Regions from separate parts of the Mus musculus genome. Here region 2 is linked to region 1. Evidence: chromatin loops called from intact Hi-C (ENCODE). Cell type or tissue: left cerebral cortex. All regions are shown on one strand.

The links. Hi-C counts contacts between places; a loop is a spot of excess contacts. Peaks named below come from ENCODE experiments on the same cell type or tissue, not always from the same donor. Only the 100,000 strongest peaks of a DNase experiment are listed, where the experiment ranks them.
Region 2: it touches region 1 in a loop (2.2-fold over the local background); 1 of 42 quality-filtered maps calls a loop at or near these places.

What each region holds. Positions count from the first base shown.
Region 1 is chr8:28,648,671-28,653,670 of GRCm38, reverse strand. Unc5d (unc-5 netrin receptor D) reads left to right here. Exons shown (of 18, transcript NM_153135.3): 18 at 699-5,000. The coding sequence ends at 903. Among named protein-coding and RNA genes, the nearest start is that of Gm32505, 47 kb to the left of the region's middle. In left cerebral cortex, a CTCF peak has its summit at 2,442; DNase peaks (open chromatin) are centred at 2,493 and 2,833; H3K27ac peaks cover 807 bases.
Region 2 is chr8:28,500,828-28,505,827 of GRCm38, reverse strand. No RefSeq gene overlaps it. Among named protein-coding and RNA genes, the nearest start is that of Gm26795, 90 kb to the left of the region's middle. In left cerebral cortex, no CTCF peak of the experiment used is centred here; DNase peaks (open chromatin) are centred at 440 and 2,162.

The sequences.
Region 1 (5,000 bases):
TAGTAAACCCTATTAACAGTTTAATTAGCCAAGAAAATGGGAAGGAGACATTTAGCACCAAAGGAGGAGTGGCCAGAAATTGAAGACAGAACCTTGGCAGTTATTATATTTGTCGAGGACATGGGGAGGAAAATATTTGAAAAAAACAAGGAATGAATTTACTTCATATAAACTAGTGCAAAAGAATATTTCATGAGACCAGTGAACAGGGAAACATACATATATGTTCACATGTGTAGCTTAAGAAAGGGAAAAACCATGGGAAGATCCAAAAGAAGAAAGCACTAGAATAGTTCTCACATATGGCTATATTATATAGCATTGGGAGACAAACCAGACAGCTTCAGGCCTGTCTCTGTGTAACTTTCCACCACTATCTTATTGCTGCCCTTTAAAGGTCATTTTAGGGGCTGGTGAGATGGCTTAGCAGTTAATGGCACATAATGCTGCGCAGATGACCTGGGTTTGGTTCCCAGTACCCACATGGCAGCTTTTAGCTGCCTGTAACTACAATTCCAGGAGAGCCAACACTCTCTTTGTCTCATTAGGGTACCTGCATGCATGTGGTCAACTTGACGTAAACAAGCCCAAACATATACATATAAATAAATAAACCGTTAAACTTAATTCTGACTTCTTTACAGAGATCATTTGTCTTATCGTGCCTATTTATTTCTCCTTTGTTTTGTTTCCTCTAGGAATTTATCATATTTCGCTACCCAAAGCAGCCCTTCCGCTGTCATTTTGAACCTCTGGGAAGCTCGTCATCAGCAGGATGGGGACCTCGACTCGCTCGCCTGTGCCCTTGAGGAGATTGGGAGGACACACACGAAACTATCCAACATCACAGAGCCACAGATTGATGATGCTGACTTCAACTACAGCAGGCAAAATGGACTCTAGTCTGTTTCTTCTCCGGAGGCAGCACTAGTGATGGCCTGCTTCAGAGCAGTGGCTTCAAGTGGGGAAGACAGGGCAGATTTCTGCCCCGGGGCATTTGGGGGGGAACTCAGCCTTTATTGAGAGTCAGTGAGAAACCCTGGATGAAGAAAAGGAGTTTGATATAGGTAAAAACATGTTAACGGTGGGGGAAAAAGAGAACCCCGCTATACCCTCTGAATCCACACATGGGTAGACATTGGATATGCTCCTCAAATTCAGACTGCCGAGGATTAAAAAGTGAAGGTATCTGTAGATACAAGTAGTTTTGAAAACCAGATACACAACAATAAAGCCGGGAAGGCAGAGATTTAAGTGCATGCTTGGAAACAGGTTTTTAATGACTTGCCCCACGGGCCAGATGATCCTGAGACCAGATTTTCAGATTCCAACCGACTGGCATCCCAGAGGTTGGAAATCATAATAAGACTAGCTTTCAGAAGTGAAAGCAGATTGCCAACTTATTAGTAAGATGTCATCAATGTCAGGGAGGGCATTTAGAATTTAGAATCTGAGTACATGACACCAGCACTTATTATATGAGTCACTTAACAGAGACAAGATCAAGAAGGGAGATAGACCTCAAACTAGTTCTTGGTACCTCACCTTCATCCCCCACCCACCCACTCCCGAGACAAAACTCATTTCTCTCCTATCCTAAAAGATTGCAGTATGGAGACAGTAAAGAACATAGTTATTCATTTCAATATGGAAACATACTTCCTTTAACTCAACAGAGCAGGACAAACAATCTCTGTTCCCAGCCAAGCCACTCTAATGTCAGAGTGCTGTTATAATATGACTTATTCTATGGAGTGTTGATAAGAGAGGCTATACAAGGTCCAGGAAAATATATAGACTACAGATGTCCCAGGCTTTGAGTAAGCGCTGATTTTAGGAGATGGGTAATTAACCCAAGTTCTCCAACATTTTTCACATAAGAAATGTGTTTTGCTGTGTTTTTTGATCCAGATTCTGGAAATCTTCTAAACTTTTGTACTATGCTGTCATAGTATGTTTCAATAGGGCTTTAGGACCTCCTGCCATCGTCTCTCGGAAACTTACCTGATAGCCTTTCTGAGTAACACCTGAGTGAGTGAGTGAGTGAGTGAGTGAGTGAGTGAGTGAGTGAGTGAATAAATGTCTCCAAGGAAGAGAACCCTACCACACTTTCCTAGGAACCATACGCATCATTCAGAGAGACTTCTGTGCTCTGACTGCCTAGCCACACCATGTGTACTTTCTCCTTAACAGTATTAACTCATAGCTTTCATTTTAAGTTACATACACACACACACACACACACACACACACACACACACACACACCAATAGTATTTTAGAGAATTGAAATCTGTAGATTATTCACAAGCTTCATCTTATATTTTACGACACTTTTATATTTGAATACATCATTTTGACCAATATTCTGAGAGACTGAAGATGAACAGATATACTCTTCTTCTGGAGGAAGTTTTCAGTAACTGCCCACAAGGAGGACAACCCAAGCCAACCACCTACATTAACTTCCAGGCAGCTACTTAGCTTTTTTTTTTTTTGAGGATGATTACGTTTGAAAAAGCATGATCAGAAATAGGACAAAAAAGAATCCTTGGGAATGAGGACATGACATGCTATTGTTTTTATAGGTCCTTTGTGTGAAAACAAATGCTCGCAACCTCTTCCCAAGTGGAAATACCTAAATTCAGGTTGACGTTATAACCCCTTGGAACAGACATTGAAGAATTCTTGAATGTGTTAGCTATTTTTATCTAACGAGCATGTGATATATCAGGTCCTCCATATCACATAAAAGGCTTTGCCGTGTGCAAATCAAAAGAACCCGGGTTGCTTTGCTCAGGAATGAAAGGCTTACTCTATTGAACAAATGAATCATCTTCGAACTGACAGACTTAGTCAGAATGCCATATCTGGATCAGGAGAACACCATTTTCCCTTAGACTCAAGTTATTTATTCATCCTTGTGAAGAAGAAAGAGAAAAGGCATATAGAACTTCTTGGCATCACTGATAGAGTTTCTGGGAGAAGAGATGTAAATGGTTGATGAGCTACAAACCAGATGACGATGAACAGTAGGGTCGGGTGCGGGCAGAATCGGCATCACTTGTTAGGTAACAAACTATTTGCAACACACTCTAGAGAGATCCTATATTAACATCTATGTGGAAGATTTTTGTTTTACATTTCCTACCCTATCCACTTCTCTTCTTTCCCTTCCAATTGGCCTTATAATTGTTTATATGTTTTGTGAACCTACACACGTTCTTTGTAGATTTTTAACAGCTTTTTTATAATATTATAAACAGATAAAAAATTGTAACTGTCCTGGCATCTGTGTAGGTTATTTTAAGGTGAGGTAGCAGGAACAGCATGAAGGTTGGTCCCATGTGTCTGCAGTTGCCCCCATTAGATTCAGGTTTTGTGTTCTGTTTGTTTGATTTTTTTTTTTTTGGCCTGTGTTTATAAGTGCACTTGATCATAATATCACATGAGGTAATAAGGGAGGCGTCAACAGGAGTCACCTCACATCCCAGACCATGGTTCAGTGAGGTTCCCCTTGACTTTTTATGTTTCCTTCTTTATATCTATCTTATTTCTGCTAGGATGCTACACAGGATTTTAAAATAAATATGTCACATTCTGTGGTCTTTGAATGCCAGGGTTGTGGTATAATATTTTACAGTGAAATTTCAAAGAGAATCCTGGTCTGTGAGATTTACAGACCAAGGGATTGTGTGTGTCCAGGGAGGGTCTGCAGGTCTCAAGGCTTAGCTCACACTTGAACATGCAATGACTCACTGTGACCCCAAGCTTTTGCATGACTTTCACCTGTCACAGCTCAAATGCCCATCCTGGAAGAGGTTTCCACATTACTCTGGGCGCTAAATTCGGAAGTGTCACTGTCCTAGTGCAAGATAAAACAAAAATTAAAAGTGTCCTTAAATACTTAAAAACATAAATTTTTTACAAAAACAATCCTACTCAATGCCAAATTTCTCAGTGCTTGGAGACATTAAATCTATACTTTAAATATGAGTTTAAATTTTGCCACAAAAATGGTGAGATCCACAGGTTTGCTAGACTACAGCAGCATTACGTTAATTTACAGTCTCTACCACTCCACATACACAGTCTGAGTAGTTTACATTTGCATTCTTTAATCCAAAAGGAAACTTGTTCTGTGGTTTTAAATGCTACCTTCATTCACCAGTGCGGGTAGACTCATAAAACTCAGATGTACTTCCACAAAATTTTATTGGCCTTTTTGTAAGGGATGAAGGGAATTGAGATAGTTTCCTTTAAAGAGAGGAACTTTTCTCTTATTTTTATCTCCAACTGCTGTGGTCCTGGTATTTTTTTTTCTTCTTCCTCTTCATTCATTTGGCTATGAGAAGGACTATTAAGTCCAATCACACAGGGTTCTCTTTGGAGTAAAATATTTATTACAGTGATTTTGTTTCCTGGACAAAACAAACAAACAAACAAACAAAAAACAAACAAACAAAAAAACCCTCTAAATATCAAACATGAAAAGCAAAGCTAGAAAATTAAAATGGCGTGAATGGTTTTATACATTTTGACCGAATTTACCTGTGACTTTCAGAATGTTAACAACATCTTTGGATATGTTTCTGTTTTAGATTTTTCCTTTCAGATATTTTCAGTTTCTTGGTCTGCCTGGCCTCTGTAAATGTGTTGAATGATAGAGCTATCAGGCATGCTAAGGCAACACTCTCTGAGGTCTTTATTCCAGCAGAAATGAGGAAGGAGCTGAAAAACGTGCCTCTCTGGCCTACTGCGCGGCCCATTTTCATTCTATTGCTCATGAAGCATTGCAGAACCTGAACACTTAGTAACTCCCAAAGCCTGGACTACAGGTGACAGTCACAGCACCTGCAAGAACAAAAGCGTGGGCTTACCGATGGTGACCACATTTTATTAGCCCTTTGGTGTTCATTGTCATAGAGCTGTATTTGAACATTGATGCTTTGGGCCAAGACTTGAATGGCCACCGTTTCAATAGTTGCCACTGTTTTTGTC
Region 2 (5,000 bases), 150 kb after region 1:
CATGGAGGCATGATTGGTGCCCCTCTGGGTTGCTGAGTCTGTGGCAAGGGTTGAATGCTCTTACTTTGTCCAAATAGAGCAGCTTTACATAGCCAGAGAGAAGACTAGAGATGCCACTCTCTGATGGGATTACTTGAGAACATCCAAAACAAGGAAAAACATATTCAGGGCTCAAAGATGGTATGAAGACGATAAACTGATCTGAGGAACAGAAGGCATGCTGATGGGGTAAGAATCAAGAATCGTTTTTTGTTTTTTGTTTTTTTTTCAGATCTTTTACTAAAGCTGGAAAGAGGATGGATGTTTAAATTAAGCAATGCAGGAAAGTGGATGGAAGCAGAAATGGTACCTATTATGCCCGGAACCCTGCAATGTACTAAAAGTATTCAGAATGCATGTCTGTTAAAGTAGGACAAACATTATGGTAACTGGAACAGTTAGTAAGCCATATTACCTAAATGCAGAAGCAAAATGAATCAGAGGGTGGGGATGTGAGGACTGGAGGACTAGGGACATGAGCTTTTGTGTACACTGTGTCCTGTTACGTCTCAAAACACTGTGCCCAGATCACCCAATCTAGGGTTTCCTTTCTCCTAATCCCTCCCTCCTACCCAAGTATTATAGCACCTTCTTTTATTTCTTTCACAGGAACATGATAATTCTGTAACGAACTAATCTCTTTCCCATTAAGAACACAATACTGAGGGCACAGACCTCCTAGCACAGGGCCTTGCTTTGAACACACAGACACTCAGGAAGTGTACATGGGAACCCTTGTTGGTGCTACAGTTGATGGCAACGAGGTAGGATGGGTGAGAAAGATCTCTTTTTTCTTGTAGTATCTGAACTTTTACTTCAGAAAAGTCTGTATGAAATTGCTGTTTTTTTATACAGTGCTTTGCAATGACGTGGAAGGTGAGGGAGCGGGAACAAGATGCCCTGATGAAAAGCCCTGGAGCTTGCAGGCCAGCCTCTTCCCAGCATCTTTGAAGATCATTAGGTATCTCCTGGTCTGCTCCTTTCTGCTTGAGGAGTTGGCTGCTGTTCCTGAAATTATTATTTTTCCCTTCTATTATGCTTGTCTGATGTGGCACTTTAATGCCTTATAGATAAAATGGTTTCTGTCAGCCTGCACTTCTCAGGCCTGGAGAAAGTTTTACTGCTTCATAAAACCCTGTAATGCCCCAGTGTTTAAAGAAGATCTATCACTCTATCAGCGGGTCTTTATGGGCTCTGTGTACGTCTTTTTTTCTTCTTCTTCTTTTATCTTCGCAATGCAAGGTTGGTTCCTGAAGCCAAAAGGGGACAGAGATGAATGGATATGTGTGTGTTAATGAACGTCAGGAACGCTGCTCAATTTATACTGAGGCAGAATTAAATAGCTAAAGCAAATTGTAGAATACCTCTCAGGCAATGGCAGTAAGCATCACGAAGGAAGTCTAACGTACAAATGTGCTGTAAGTGATCACAGGAGGATTACGGTTTCATTCACTGGTTTAGTTAGAGAAGCTTGGGCATTGCTGTGTTTTAAGTTTCCCTCACCTACCAGATGCTTAGAGACTTGATAACCCTTTACCTAGTGGACAGCCAGCATTGGTCACAACCTGCTTCTAGCCACCTGTTCCACACAGATGTCTCTGTATGGGCTGTAAAATTGTTAAAATGCATCCTTTCAAACTGAGTAAGCTGAGAGGAGAGTTGCCAGGTTCCAGACAGGAGACATGCTTCTCTCATGTGCTATCTAAGAATCTGAAGTCTGTTAGCTGTAATTAGCATAGTGCTTTCAAGTTGTTGGTGTTGTTGCGTGGTGTGTGTGTGTGTGTGTGTGTATGTGTTTATGCATACATACCTGCATACCTTGGGGCTATTGTTGTTGTTACTGGTAGTGTGTGTGTGTGTGTGTGTGTGTGTGTGTGTGTTCATGCACACAGACCAGTATGTCTTGGGGCTGTGTCTGTATATGTGCATGTGCTCCGGAGTGACCAGTGTAGAGCTGTGATGGAGGGAGTCTGGTTTCTACTCCTCTCTGCAGTACTGATTAGTCCCCATGTGCTCCGCCTGCCATATGGACAACACTTCTGTCTCCCACCATCACAGGCGTCACATCATCACCTGCACAGATGGATGGAAATGACCTCATTGGCTGTCAGCAGGTACTCCTTGCCCCCTCTGTTCACGCTCTCTATGACAGTGCACAGGAACCTTATTTTCAGGAGCTCTCAGTAAGCAAATGAGCATCTGTTTCCTCACTGCTGAACAATTTGTTTTGTTCAGTGTAGAAAGTATTTCCAAGCTAGTTTCTGAATGCTCTGTGCTTTTGATGACAACCATGATGGACAAACACAGAACAACAGCAACAACAGCAAAATGGGAATGGAGCCAAGGATACTTTGGCAATTTAAACCAAAGGAATTAAACAAATAATATGGACATGCTGTAGGATTGGAATCAGCAACTCCTCCAGGGTGTGCCTTCGAACTCTGATCCACAGCACACAATTTTGCAGTCCTGTACTTGGCCAGAGCAAATACATATGAAGTCATCGTTCTATACCTTTCACAGGGGTGGTAGGAGTGCAAAATTTCCAAAGTACAGAGCACCTCTTTTTGTCCACAAAGTAATTATTTTTTACCTCCAAAGATATGATTATTATTTGATTTCTCTAAACTATCTTTTATTTGTTCCTCTACAATTTCATACATGTATGCTGTATGTCTTGATGAGGTCAGTTGTTCTCATGTTGGGCAGATGACTTGCCTCCTTTCTGACTTGCATCTTGCCGAAGAATGCTCTCTAAGAAGGATAGGTGTTTGGGAAGGGCCAAGCAATATTAAGAAGAAAGAGAGGTTACATGTCAGACATATCATCAGAACAGACATCTTCCATATATTGAATTGTGTGATGATACCCTTCAAGTTTTGGTTCCCCATTCAAAGAAAAAATAATATGTGTGGGCTTAGGTGACATATGCTCCAAGGTAGTGCTTTCCAGGGTTATTGCAACATGGATGTTAAGTGTTCAAAGGCTTTGTAAACTATACTGTGCTTATGTGTCATTAATCATTAGACATGTAGGGCCAGACTCCGTTAAGGAGGTAGAGAGTTGACTCCAGTGAAAGTTATGTTCCCAGGAAGTGAGCTGAAGGAGAAAAACTTCACAGAAGCATGTACAACTCACTTTTCAAGTTCTTTGTCTCACCTTCTTCCTAGTCTCCAAGCACTGAGCATTGACAACCATCAAATAAGAAGTATCTTTATTAATCTCTTTCATATTACCATCACTGAACTTATAATTAATGCATCCTAATTTCTAAAAAGTAGTAGCCAAACCCCAGCAGATGATCACGCCAAGATGTGAGAATAAATGTTTTTGGAATAATCATATAATGATGCGTGAAAGAATCAATTATGCCATAAATAATAATTGTAAACAAGAAGCATAGGACCAAGTTAGTTTTGACAGTCAGATTGTTACAGTCTGAAGTTGACTAAGGAACTGTCTATAACAGAGTGGCCTGTGGTTATATCTGTAAGGGTTATCTTGATTGTTCATTGATATAAGTGGACCCAACTCTCTGTGGGTAACGCTATATAAGAAAACTAGCTAACCATGAGCTTGCTCCAGTCTTCTTCAAGCAGTAGTTTTCCATGAGAAGTTTCCTGTTGTAAACTCTTCCTTGAGCTCCTGACTTGACTTCCCTCAATGACACACTGCAACTCGTAAGCCAACACAAACAGTTCCTTCCTCAAAATTGCTTTTGGTCATTGTGTTTGTCTCGGCAACGTAATGAAAAAAGGAGAGAAAATATTGTGGCGTTGACACCAAGCTATGCAGGTGTGAGCAGGGTTTTTCCTGAGCCGTGATAATAATGAGTTCCATTTTCATTCCTGCTTTTCCGGGATGTCATGACACAAGTGAATATCAGATTTTGTTTAAGGGCTAATTGAAAAGACTAGAAGTCTTCTTTTCTGTACAGGAGTCAGCAAGTAAGGCCTTGCCATCATTTTGCAGTGTGAAGTAATTAATCTGCTTCCTTTCCAGAGTAGAGACTGAATCTTTGTAAAGGACAGACCCTGTTAATAGTATGTTGTGATTAGTTGGAGACCCAAGTCCACTTAAAGAATTCTTTAGGTAACAACATAATCAGGTTCTAGATTCTAGTATTTTTCTTGAATTCATGAATTTTTTTTAAAAAATGCTCTTTAACAACTTCCTGAGAATATTCTGTCTCTTCAAGGATAGATATTCTAACTGGCAGTTATCATGTAGAAGAATGCGAAATGATCCATTCCTATCTCCTTGTACTTAGGTCAAATCTAAGTGGCTTAAAGAACTCCACATAAAACCAGAGACAGCAAAACTTATAGAGGAGAAAGTGGGGGAAAGCCTCGAAGATATGGGCACAGGGGAAAAATTCCTGAATAGAACAGCAATGGCTTGTGCTGTAAGATCGAGATTCAATAAATGGGACTTTATAAAATTTCAAAATTTCTGTAAGGCAAAAGACACCGTCAATAAGACAAAAAAGCCACCAACAGATTGGGAAAGGATCTTTACCTATCCTAAATCAGATAGGGAACTAATATCCAATATATATAAAGAACTCAAGAAGGTGGACTCCAGAAAATCAAATGACCCCGTTAAAAAAGGGGGCTCAGAGCTAAACAAAGAATTATCACCTGAGGAATACTGAATGACTGAGAAGCACCTGAAAAAAAGTTCAGTATCCTTAATCATCAGAGAAATGCAAATCAAAACAACCCTGAGATTCCATCTCACAGCAGTCAGAATGGCTAAGATCAAAAATTCAGGTGACAGCAGATGCTGGCAAGGATGTGGAGAAAGAGGAACACTCCTCCATTGTTGGTGGGATTGCAAGCTTGTACAACCACTCTGGAAATCAGTCTGGCGGTTCCTCAGAAAATTGGACATAGTACTACCGGAGGATCCCCCAACACCTCTCCTGGGGTTATATCCAGAAGATGTTTCAACCAGTAAGA